Linked DNA regions of Homo sapiens: region 1 is linked to region 2. The links are chromatin loops, found by intact Hi-C in ENCODE. Cell type or tissue: thyroid gland. All regions are shown on one strand. Links, peaks and the distances in the headings refer to the core of each region. The heading gives the core; the rest is flanking DNA. Region 1 overlaps ZNF221 (zinc finger protein 221). Region 2 holds the start of ZNF45-AS1 (ZNF45 antisense RNA 1).

What was found. Hi-C counts contacts between places; a loop is a spot of excess contacts. Peaks named below come from ENCODE experiments on the same cell type or tissue, not always from the same donor. Only the 100,000 strongest peaks of a DNase experiment are listed, where the experiment ranks them.
Region 1: a loop joins it to region 2, with 2.3 times the contacts of the local background. A loop is called at or near these places in 10 of 110 quality-filtered maps.

What each region holds. Positions count from the first base shown.
Region 1 is chr19:43,962,102-43,967,489 of GRCh38, reverse strand. ZNF221 (zinc finger protein 221) reads right to left here. Exons shown (of 5, transcript NM_001297588.2): 2 at 4,683-4,765; 3 at 2,414-2,540; 4 at 2,165-2,257; 5 at 1-1,686. The coding sequence starts at 4,763. The coding sequence ends at 134. Among named protein-coding and RNA genes, the nearest start is that of ZNF221, 14 kb to the right of the region's middle. In thyroid gland, for the core only: no CTCF peak of the experiment used is centred there; no DNase peak of the experiment used is centred there.
Region 2 is chr19:43,899,630-43,905,017 of GRCh38, reverse strand. It overlaps ZNF45-AS1 (ZNF45 antisense RNA 1), which reads right to left and starts at 3,152. Exons shown (of 3, transcript NR_184050.1): 1 at 2,874-3,152. LOC100505715 (a long non-coding RNA gene) reads left to right here and starts at 3,215. Exons shown (of 3, transcript NR_038334.1): 1 at 3,215-3,981; 2 at 4,064-4,150. RefSeq lists an enhancer at 3,212-3,281. In thyroid gland, for the core only: no CTCF peak of the experiment used is centred there; a DNase peak (open chromatin) is centred at 3,157; H3K4me3 peaks cover 1,125 bases.

The sequences.
Region 1 (5,388 bases), core at 114-5,113, 62 kb before region 2:
AAAAAAAAAGATATGATCTATGTACAAAGCTCTTCCCACAGTTCTCATATTTGAATGGTTTTTCTCTGCTGTGGAGAATTGATGGGTCAGATGAGTTGAGGCCCAGCCAAAGCCCTTCCCACACTTCTCACATTTATATGGCTTTTCTCCCACATAGACTTACTGATGTAAATGAAGCTGTGAATTCTGAGTAGATCTCTTCCCACACTCCAGATTTCAATGGCTTTTCTCCACTGTGGAGTCTCTGATGTTTCAAAAGACATGAAGCCCAGCCAAAGCTCTTTCCACATTCCTTACAATTATAGGGTCGCTCTCCCCCGTGGACCCTCTGGTGCATGTCAAGATTAAATTTACTGTTGTACCCCTTCTCACACTGCTCACATTTGTATAGCTTTTCTCCAGTATGGCATGTCTGATGGGAATGAAGTTGTGAACTCTGAGTAAATCTCTTTCCACACTCTTCACATTTGAAAGGTTTTTCCCCACTGTGGAGTCTCTGATGTTTCAAAAGACAGGAGGCCCAGCCAAAGCTCTTGCCACATTCCTTACAATTATAGGGTCTCTCACCCGTGTGGACCCTCTGGTGAAACTCAAGATCCAACCTCCTTTTATAGTCCTTACCACACTCCTCACAGTTATATGGCTTTTCTCCATTGTGGGATCTCTGATGGGAAGATCGTCGTGAATTTGTATAAAATCCCTTCCCACATTCTTCACATTTGAAGGATTTTTGTCCACTGTGGACTTGCTGATGGTTCAAAAGACATGAGGACCATCTGAAGGTCTTCCCACATTCTTTACAATTATATGGTTTCTCTCCTGTGTGGACCATCTGATGCTTACAAAAATCTCGCCTACAAATGAAGCCTTTTCCACATTGCTCACATTTGTATGGCTTCTCTTCTATGTGGACCATGGAATGACTATTAAGTGCTGATCTCTGACGAAAGTTCTTGCCACATGTATCACATCTGAATGGTTTTTCTCCTGTGTGAACCATGGAATGCCTATTAAGTCTTGATCTAACACGGAAGCTCTTACCACATATATCACATTTGAATGGCTTCTCCCCAGTATGGATTCTCTGATGTTCTTGAAGCTGTGAATCATGAATGAAGGCTTTCCCACATTCCTCACAATTATAAGGTTTCTCTCCTGTGTGCAATTTGCAATGAACATTAAGTGCTGATCTACTATGGAAGCCTTTCCCACATTGCCCACATTTGAATGGTTTCTCTCCAGTATGGACTCTCTGATGAGTTTGCAGATGTGAGCTCTGATTAAATTCCTTACCACACACATCACACTTATAGCATTTTTCTCCCATATGGACTCTCTGATGAATATGAAGGGCTGGGCTGTAACAGAAGCTTTTTCCACACTCACCACATGTATGAGATTTCTCTCCTGAGTGTGATTGTTGATGAAGATCAAAGACAGAAACATCACTGAAGGACTGTTTACATTCATTACAACGGTAAGGTTTCTGTTGCACGTGACTTATAGATAGTCTTGCCTCAATCTGGCAGGGGACATCACCTTCTTTGAAGAACTGAGAGCTGTTCCTTATGGAGTTTTGAGACCTGGTTAGGTCACTTGCAATTTGTTCCCATATTTGCTGACAGGACCACTCTTCATGTGGTCCTGCTTCTGGAACAGTCTCCATCTCAATTTGGATCTTGCCTCCTAAAAAGACACAGAATTAATATATGTGGGCAAGTGAAGCCCTATTCAATGTTTTCAAGATTTCACACTTAGGACATGGCATTAAACTTTAATGAAAACAGGAAACATTAAGTTCATGTTTTCCGAGTGCACTATGGTCTTTGGTTTTCAAGAGAACAATTTAGAACCACATCACATCTCATATGTAAAATCCTGGTAGAAATAAAAGACTGAATTAAATAATTAATAACATACATACACTTAACCCGTTACTAATTCTGGTAAATTTCCTAGTCTAAAATCTTGTATGATAAATTATTAAACTAATAAAATATGAACATGAATAATGAAGCCAAAGGAACTTTAAAGAAGGAAGGCAGTTGCAATAAGTTATGAAAGAAGTTTGGCAATTTAGACCAGGGTGATGGAAATAGGCATGGACAGAAGTAAAACAGATGGAAGAGTCATGTACAAGGATGCACAGTTACTTGGTTCTTACCTGAATTCCCTTCTCTTTGGCTTGTTGTCTTCATCTTCCAAAACTTTTCCTTCCCTAAGAAGTGGAAAGTATCTTGGTGGAATGGTTGATTCCCTGTGAACACACAGTGACATGCTTAATTCCAACCCATTGTAGGTAATATCTAGGGAAAATTTACTGGAAATTTAGGTTCCCAATGCATACTCAAACTTGGAATACAAAGCCATTCCTGGGGCCTAACATTCTGTTACAGAGGGTGCCTGTCCTCACCTACTGAGAGCAGGTTCCTGAAGTTCTCTAGCATCACATCTCGGTACAGCTTCCTCTGGGCAGGGTCCAGCAGCCCCAGCTCCTCCTCAGTGAAGACCACAGCCACATCCTTGAATGTCACTGCCTCCTAAAATATCCAACATACAAAACCTAAATCTTATGACCAATGATTATTCAAAGAAGGGTGGCACTAAGTAGGCAAAGGGGACAGGTGTGGTAAGTTGTCCTAGATCTTGAGGGATGTAGGTCAACATACAGATTTCCCACTCATTCTGCCTATATCCTGACAATGACACACGCAGATTTTCATGAGCTTCATCAGAAGTGCAATGATATAAAAGAAGTCCTGTACTTTTACTTTGTGCAGTCATTGAGTCTACTTGTAAGTAGCCCTCTAGGACTCTACATGCTGCCTCCTGGGCTACAGGTATTTAGGTTTTAGTGTGTTGTTGCCAATTGCCCCAGTAACATTTAGAAGTTTAGTCCCAACTTTGATAATTTCCATTGTCTTCCTCTCTTCCATTGTCTTCCTTTCATACTCAAACTGTGGATGTTGTTAACTTTTCTTTAGTATCTGTCAAACTAACCAGTATATGGTGACCTGTGTGGGACAGCTATGCATTGCATCCTCTATATGCTCAAGGCACAAACTACATACATTAGTTGCATCATTCAATGTCATGATATGGAACCATCATGCCTCAGAGCACATCCCAAAGCTTTGTCCCTTCCTAGATGTGTGGCTTTGGACAAGCTCACCTACATGCATTAGTTTCCTGTCTGTATAATGATTTTCACCTGGTATCGTTTTTTCAAGGATTAAAGAAGGAAATATATATAGCATTGGGAAAACTGTGTGGCAAAGACTAAGTATTTAATAAATATTATCTATTTTTATTATAACTGTCATTATTGTTATTTATTTCATCTCATTTCATATCTGCAAAGTATTCCAGGGCAAAAATGATCTCTTTTTATTTAAATAATGAATACTTCATATTAAATATTTTTTATTATCAATCCTGTAAAGAAAATAATTTTATATAGACTTTATTCTCCTGATTATTTAAAATAATGTCAAATGAAAATGAGAATGTCAATAAACACATTTAAAATTGTGATTACATAATTTCATACTTTCTTCCAAATTTTTTACCTACTTCCCACTCTTCCGAGTGAACACAAGTACCCTTATTCTCCTTATGATGGTTAAGAGCAGGTTGTAAATATTCCCATGGTTTCGGTAATATGATTAGGAAGAAGAATTCATTGTATTAATATCATTCTCACTTATTTGATTATAAATGAGCAGAATGGCTAACATTCCTGACCTTGGTTGCCTATGTGAATCTGAGCAGATTTCTCATATTTTATGAGTTTAAGAGGAAGATGAGACTAAAACCTGCATTCTGCTTCTCTGAGTAAATATAGTAACACAACACAAGTGATTGGCCAATCTTCCAGTATCACTGGACATTTCAAATGAAGGTACCTACTACTTTGGTAAAACTGCTTACTCCATAAAGGAATAAGAAGAGACCAATAAATAACATGCATACAAGGTATGAGTAAGGCATGGCAAACACAGAATCTAGCTCTTCCTGTGTGAAAACTCCAACAACAATATTTGTGGGAAGTAGCAGTCAGAGCCTCATGTGCTGTGCCCTGTTGAAATAATCTACCATCTATAAAACAGCCAATGTAATACATGTCAAAAGTATCCTATCTTGTTTTCAGAATTAATTTTGGGGGGAAGGGGTTATATATAGGAAAGCTGTCACAGCAGTGTTGCTTAAAACAGTAAAATTCCTAAACCACCTAAATGTCTATGAGTGTGAAGTAGTTAAAAATAAGAAGGTACATTAATTCATTGGGACTATGATACCAATATAAAAATGGAACATTATATAATATTATATAAAACGAGCACAATTTAAAATTAGAGGTATGTCATCAATAAAAATACAGTTATGAATGTACATGATGAAGAATACAAGATAAAAACAGCTAATTTGTGAGCAGAGAAGTAGTGAAGTGAAAGAATTATCCATTCCTACTATTTTATCTACTACAGAAAAGAAATTATGTAAGAAAACAAGAACTAAAACCAAACGGAAAGTCAATTCAAAAGCAGCAAAGGAAGCATCTGGCAAACAAAATGCCCTCAAATGCTTGTTGTTCTCCTTGAGTCTTCCCAAGACAGATAAAAATGTGACAATATGAGTAGTAAGATGGAATTTTAACAGCAAGAGAGGCAAGCCCTACTCACTTTGAATGTGGTCATTTTTCCTTCTACTTCAGGGAATTTGCAGAGTCCTGAATGAAGCAGTTCAAGTGAAGGTGAAATCATGCCTGGAAAGTGCCAGGAAAGGCAGAAAAACAGACAGGAAATGGTAACTAGGAATGCCGACCACCAACATAGACAAGTATTTTCAATTAGCACATGAATGTTCATAGCAGCATTACTCATAACCCCAAACTGCAAACAAGCAAAATGCCCTCCTACGGGTAAATGAATAGACAAATCATGGCATATCCATACAACAGAATTTTATTTGGAAATTCAAAGGAGTGAAGAACTGGCTCATGCTACAACATGTATGAACCTTGGAAACATTATGCTAAGTTAAAGAAGCCAGTCTAAAAACCCCATGGATTGTAAAATTCAATTTTATAAAATATCCAGAATAAGCAAATGTATATATAGAGAAAGTAGGTTAGTGGTTGCTCCAGATTTGAGGTGAGAATGAGGTTTAACTGTACATAAGCACAAGGAGTCCAATTGGGGGGCGAAAATGATCTAAACTGAATTATGATGACGGTCACACCACTGTTCAAAGTTCCTGAAGATTATTAAATCGTACGACTGAAATGGGTAAATTCTATGACATGTAAAATACACCTCAATAAAGTTGGAAATAATAACAGTTAATCTACATGTTATTTAACTGGATTGTGGGTCCATATTGATAGAA
Region 2 (5,388 bases), core at 131-5,130:
CTCAAAAAAAAAAAAAAAAAGTTATTTAGTTCCTGCTATCTTTTTGTTATTGATTCCTAATTTAATTCCATTGTGGAATAGAGAATGTATTTTATATAACTTGAATCCTTATAAAGCTTTTGAGATTTGTTGCATGGTCCAGGTTATGGCCTATCTTGACATATGTACTTGGAAAAATTGGGCAATTTGCTGCTGTTTGGCAGAATGTTAATGTCAATTAAATTTAATTGGTTGATAATATTGTTCAAGTTTTCTCTGTCCTTATTGATTTTTCATCTATCAATTGTCAGCAGAGTATTACTATGTTTAACTATAATTGTTATGTCAATTTCTGTAGAGTTTTACACATTTTTGTGTTTTTGGTCTTTTATCCAGTCTGTTGTTCATTCTGGGTCATTTCTACTGTTCTGTCTTCCAGTTTCCTGATTCTTTCCTCTGTTCTTTCCTTTCTGCTGCTGAGTACATCCAATGAGTTTTTAATTGGTTACTAAATTTCTCAGGAGTCAAAATTCCTTGGTGTTCCATTATATCTTTGATTTCTTTGCTGAGACATTCTATATTTTAATTTATTTCAAGCATGTTCATAATTATTGTCTGAAGCATTTTTAAGGTGGATGCTTTAAAATTCTTGTCAAATAGTTCAAATATTTCTATCATCCTAGTGTAGGCATCTATTGAGTCTTTTTCATTCAGTTTGAGATCTTCCCAGTTCTTGGTGTGGTAAGTGATTTTCTGTTAGAACTGAACATTTTTGGTTTTCTGATCTGAGGCTCTGGATCATACCTAACAAAGTACCACCGACTGGGCAGCTTAAACAACACCAATTAATTTCCTTACAGTTCTGAAGGGTAGAAGTCTGATATCAAGGTGTCAGCAGTATTGTTTCTTGTGAGGTCTCTCTCTTTGGCTTGTAGATGGCCATGTTCTTCTGGTAAACGTGCTACCTTCACACACCCTTTGTGTATCTGTGTCCTGATCTCCTCTTCTTATAAGGATACCAGTCATACTGGATTAGGGCCCACACCAAAGACCTCATTTAACCTTAATTACCTCTTTAAAGACCTTATCTCCAAATACAGTCCACATGTTGAGGTACTGAGAGTTAGGACTTCAACATATGAACTCAGGGAGTGGAGTACACAATTCAGTTTATATCACCTGTTCTCCTCTGACATCACTGTGGTAGGGGAAGTGGATCCTGCCTCATTATTATTAGGTGGTGACAGAAATCCAGATTTCCCACTCAGCCTCCATTGATACCCACAGGGGGGCTCCTCATTACTAGTGGCAGGGGTGGGAGTTCCGGTTTCCCACTAGACCTCCACTGATACCTTTCTAATTTGGAGGGAAAGGAGTGCCTTATTACTGCACTCCATGTGGCTTCTACTGTTAGCACTGGGTTGAGGGGTGGGGAGGAAAGTCCTAACTCTCCAGGCAAGAGTGGAAGCATGGGTCTTTGCTGGCATGCTGGGGATAGTGCTGAAGGTTTTTCCTGTGGTGTTTTGACTAGAGCATGGCAGTAATTGTCTAAAAGTTTTCCTTCTTGCTAGGCTGCCCTCTTCCTTGTCTTTTGGCTAAAGACAGCAGGCTTTTGCTGGGACTTTTTTGTCTGTGCCCATTGGTGTATTGGGACTGCTAGCTTCTTTGGCTTTAAGTCTGGCACAAAGGAGGCACAAAGAAAATCAAGGGAACTCAGCACCAGTCTACCTTTTCTCTACCACTCAGTGTTCTTTTTCTCTTTTTTTATAACTAATGCCCAGGGTTTTTATTGTACTTAGCTGGACAAATAGAAAAAAGTACATCTATTCCATCTTCCTGGAGGTCCCTTCTCAATTTTCTTTTTCTTTTTTTGTAGGGGGAGACAGAATCTCACACTTTCTCCCAGGCTGGAGTGCAGTGGCACGATCTCGGCTCACTGCAACCTCCACCTCCTGGATTCAAGCGATTCTCCTGCCTCGGCCTCCCAAGTAGCTGGGACTACAGGCACGGGCCCCCACACCTGGCTAATTTTTGTATTTTTACTAGAGACGGGGTTTTGCCATGTTGGCCAGGCTGGTCTCGACCTCCTGACCTCAAGTGATCCACCCACCTCAGCCCCCCAAAGTGCTGGGATTACAGGCATGAGCCACCACGCCCAGCCTTTTCACAATGTTTAAAATACCAATTTTCCTGAAAAGTACCCATATATTGAGTGCAATTCCAATAAAAATGGCAATGCCACAAACATCCCCATTCATGTATTTTGGTGAATATGTATACACTTACATTTGGGTTAAAGGTAAGAATGGAACTGCTAGGTTATAGCAAATGCATATATTCAAATTCAATAGATCTTGCCAAATAGTTTTCCCAAGTGATTATATCAATTTATACACTCGCCAGTAGACTACGATATTAAGTTTCTTTGACCTTAAAATTCATTTTCTTATTTTGAAAGAAAACATTTCTGTGGGCTCTCGGTACTTTGCCCATTCAGCCTAATGGATAAGTAGGCCATAGTAGTATTTACCTTGGACAAATCAGCCAGACTCGTATTTTAAGTGAGAGAATGGCAATTGGGCATGAGAAATTTCAGAGTGGGAGTAGGAGTGAAGGGAGAGGGCTTAAAAAATTTACATAATCTCAAAATCTGAAACAAACCATTTCATGTCCAAAGTAACACACTTAGAAACAAACCATAATCCGGAATACAACCCCATCCATGTTCTCACACAATGAATTTCACAATGTCACAGAGTGAAAACACAAAACGCACAGGCATTCTTTCTCTAAAACCAATGCACACTTAACGCCTTCTGTGCTCCTGGAGCTACTATAGGTGCTGGCGCTACCTGGGAGCGCGAAAAACAAAAGCCCCTGTCCTCAGCTCGCACCTAGAATACCAACCGTGGACCATACGCTGGAGCTCGCCAACTTCTCCTCTCACACGCAGGTTTGAGGCTTTGAGGTCTGCATGCCCGTGCTCTGCCTTCTCCAGCCGAGACTCAAGATTCCACTCGCCTCCTCTAAACACGCAGGACGACCTGAAATCATAGCCCTTAATAGAGCAAGTCAACCAACGGTACAGATGGTCAAGCTCTTGCTCATGTGCCCTCCGAGCATAGGCTACAGAATGGCGGGCGCCGTGGACATGGTTATTCCGGGTGGACTACATTTCCCAGAAGTCACCGCGCTAGGGTCACCCTCGAGCTCTAGATCTTTTTCCGGTGTCCGAGCTGCTGTAGCCCCTACGTGGTGAGTAGATCGTCTCCACAGAAATCAGCGGAGGCTTCCACAGTCCCTGGTTGGAATGGAACCGGCGGTGAGGATGAGAGGCGCTGAAGACCAGAAGACCCAGGGCGTGAACGGGGCGTGTCATCCCTGGAGTTTCAGTAGAATTTCAGGCCTGTCTGCTTGAGCAGCAGAGGAGGAGTTTCTGTGTGCCTGTGAGAGACTGTGTGTGTGTGTGTGTGTGTGTGTGTGTGTGAGATGAATGAACAGGGTTGTGTACGTGTGTGTGCGTTAGACAAATGAACAGTGTTGTGTACCTGTGTGAATTGTCACTGTGACTCCAGGCTCTAGGCTCTGCAGATTCCTCAGCCCTATCGCCTCACAGACACTTGGGATGTGCAGCAGGTAAAAGAGAGAAGCCAGATTCATGGAGGCGTGAAGGATCCCAGCAAGAAAACACAGACTTGATCTTGAGACGAGATTTTTGAAATTGGTTGCGGCCTCAAGGCAGGCTCTGAGAAGACTCGATAAAGAGTTCTCAGGAATAGGCATCCCTCCTGGATATTTCCCCCTTGGAAGCGCCGAGGAGCCAGCTCTATGTTTGTAACCATAGCATTTCTAAAGCTCCAGCCCCAGGAACCTGCTGTGAATTAGAGACAGATTCCACCCTAGGCATCACTGATCTTGGCCTCTCTTGTATTGGGAAGGTCAACACTGTTCCAGTTTCTCTCCTACTCCCATCTGGTTGTGCTCGGTGAAGTAGGTGAGCAGGTATGATCATTGAGGGTATTTTCTAAGTTACTGTGCTATCCAAGAAACCCCAGCTGTCTCATGATTGCCTTCTCTTTTCCAGTGCTACCCTTCTGTTAAAAAAAAAAAAAAAAAAAAGATCCTGAAAGAGGAAAGAATTTTTGCTACACATCTGAAAGCTAAAGTCCAGGTGAGTTTATATTTCCTCATTACTTGTAAGATGCTCTTTAATTTTAAAGACATGAGACCCTTTCTTCTCTTTGGAAATGTCCTGCCTAACAGTGACGTATCTGTGAATATGCCATTACAGCCTCCTTTCAAGGCCCTTAAGCCCTTCTCTTCATAATTTATTTAACCTTTTGCCTACTGCGAGCTATTATGTTTCTAATTGTTGACTAAAAACTAGTCTATAATGAACACCATTTTGCAGAGATCTTTGCTTCCTTTTATAGCCATTCCCTGAGGATAAACCCTAGTTTCAAAATTTGAGTCAAATATCAGATATTTACCATGTGCTTGTACTTGTTAGGATACAATGACAAAAAGATATAGTTGCTATCCTCAAATGACTTGGTATCCAGTAAGGAAAATGAAATCGGAATAGGGATAAGAAAGATAGTTGATGTGAAAGGCCACTAGAGAAATTCAGATGACCTGTCTTGGGAGTTCACAGGGAAGAGGCATCTTTCTGGCTATAGCAGCATTGTCAGGATATGATCGAACTGTGAGAACTCAGTGAAAGAAAATGGATCTTATACCTTAGAGTTTTTATTCTAATGATGTTAAATGCAAAGTGACATTAAATGGAACACGATGTCTTAACAGCTGCTTGTAGGACACTGTGATTAGGAGGATAGATTCAGAAGTAAAATAAACCCATCTATCAGGAATGTATAATAGGAAGCAGCTTTGAGACTACCAGTAATGCATACGAAATATCAGAGTCTCCGATTTACATTGACATACATTTCTACAGGCAAACGAATCATAGGGTGGGTTCAGGTAATGGGAACTGATGAAAATAAAGTAAAAGCTTTCAATAAAACACAGCAGCAGTTTTTAGAGCAGCGCTGGTTCTCAAATGTAGGATGCATCAGAATCACCTGCAGGGCTTGTTCAAACAGTTTGCTGGGCCCCAGCCCCAGAGTTTCTAATTCGGTAGGTCTGAGGTAGAGCAGAGAATCTGCATTGGTAACAAGTTCCCAGGGACTATATTTAGAGGACCTTTGTTCTAGAGTATACTAAGTTTTCTCCTCCAGATCAAAAGATATTTAAAAGGTAAGGCAGGGAGGATTTTTTCCCACTTGTTCAGAGAAAAGATTGCTCTGTTAAAAATTCAAAAATCTATCTAACTGTGTCTCAAGACAAAAAGATATAGTTGCTATCCTCAAATGACTTGGTATCCCAGTAAGGAAGAATAAATCAAAA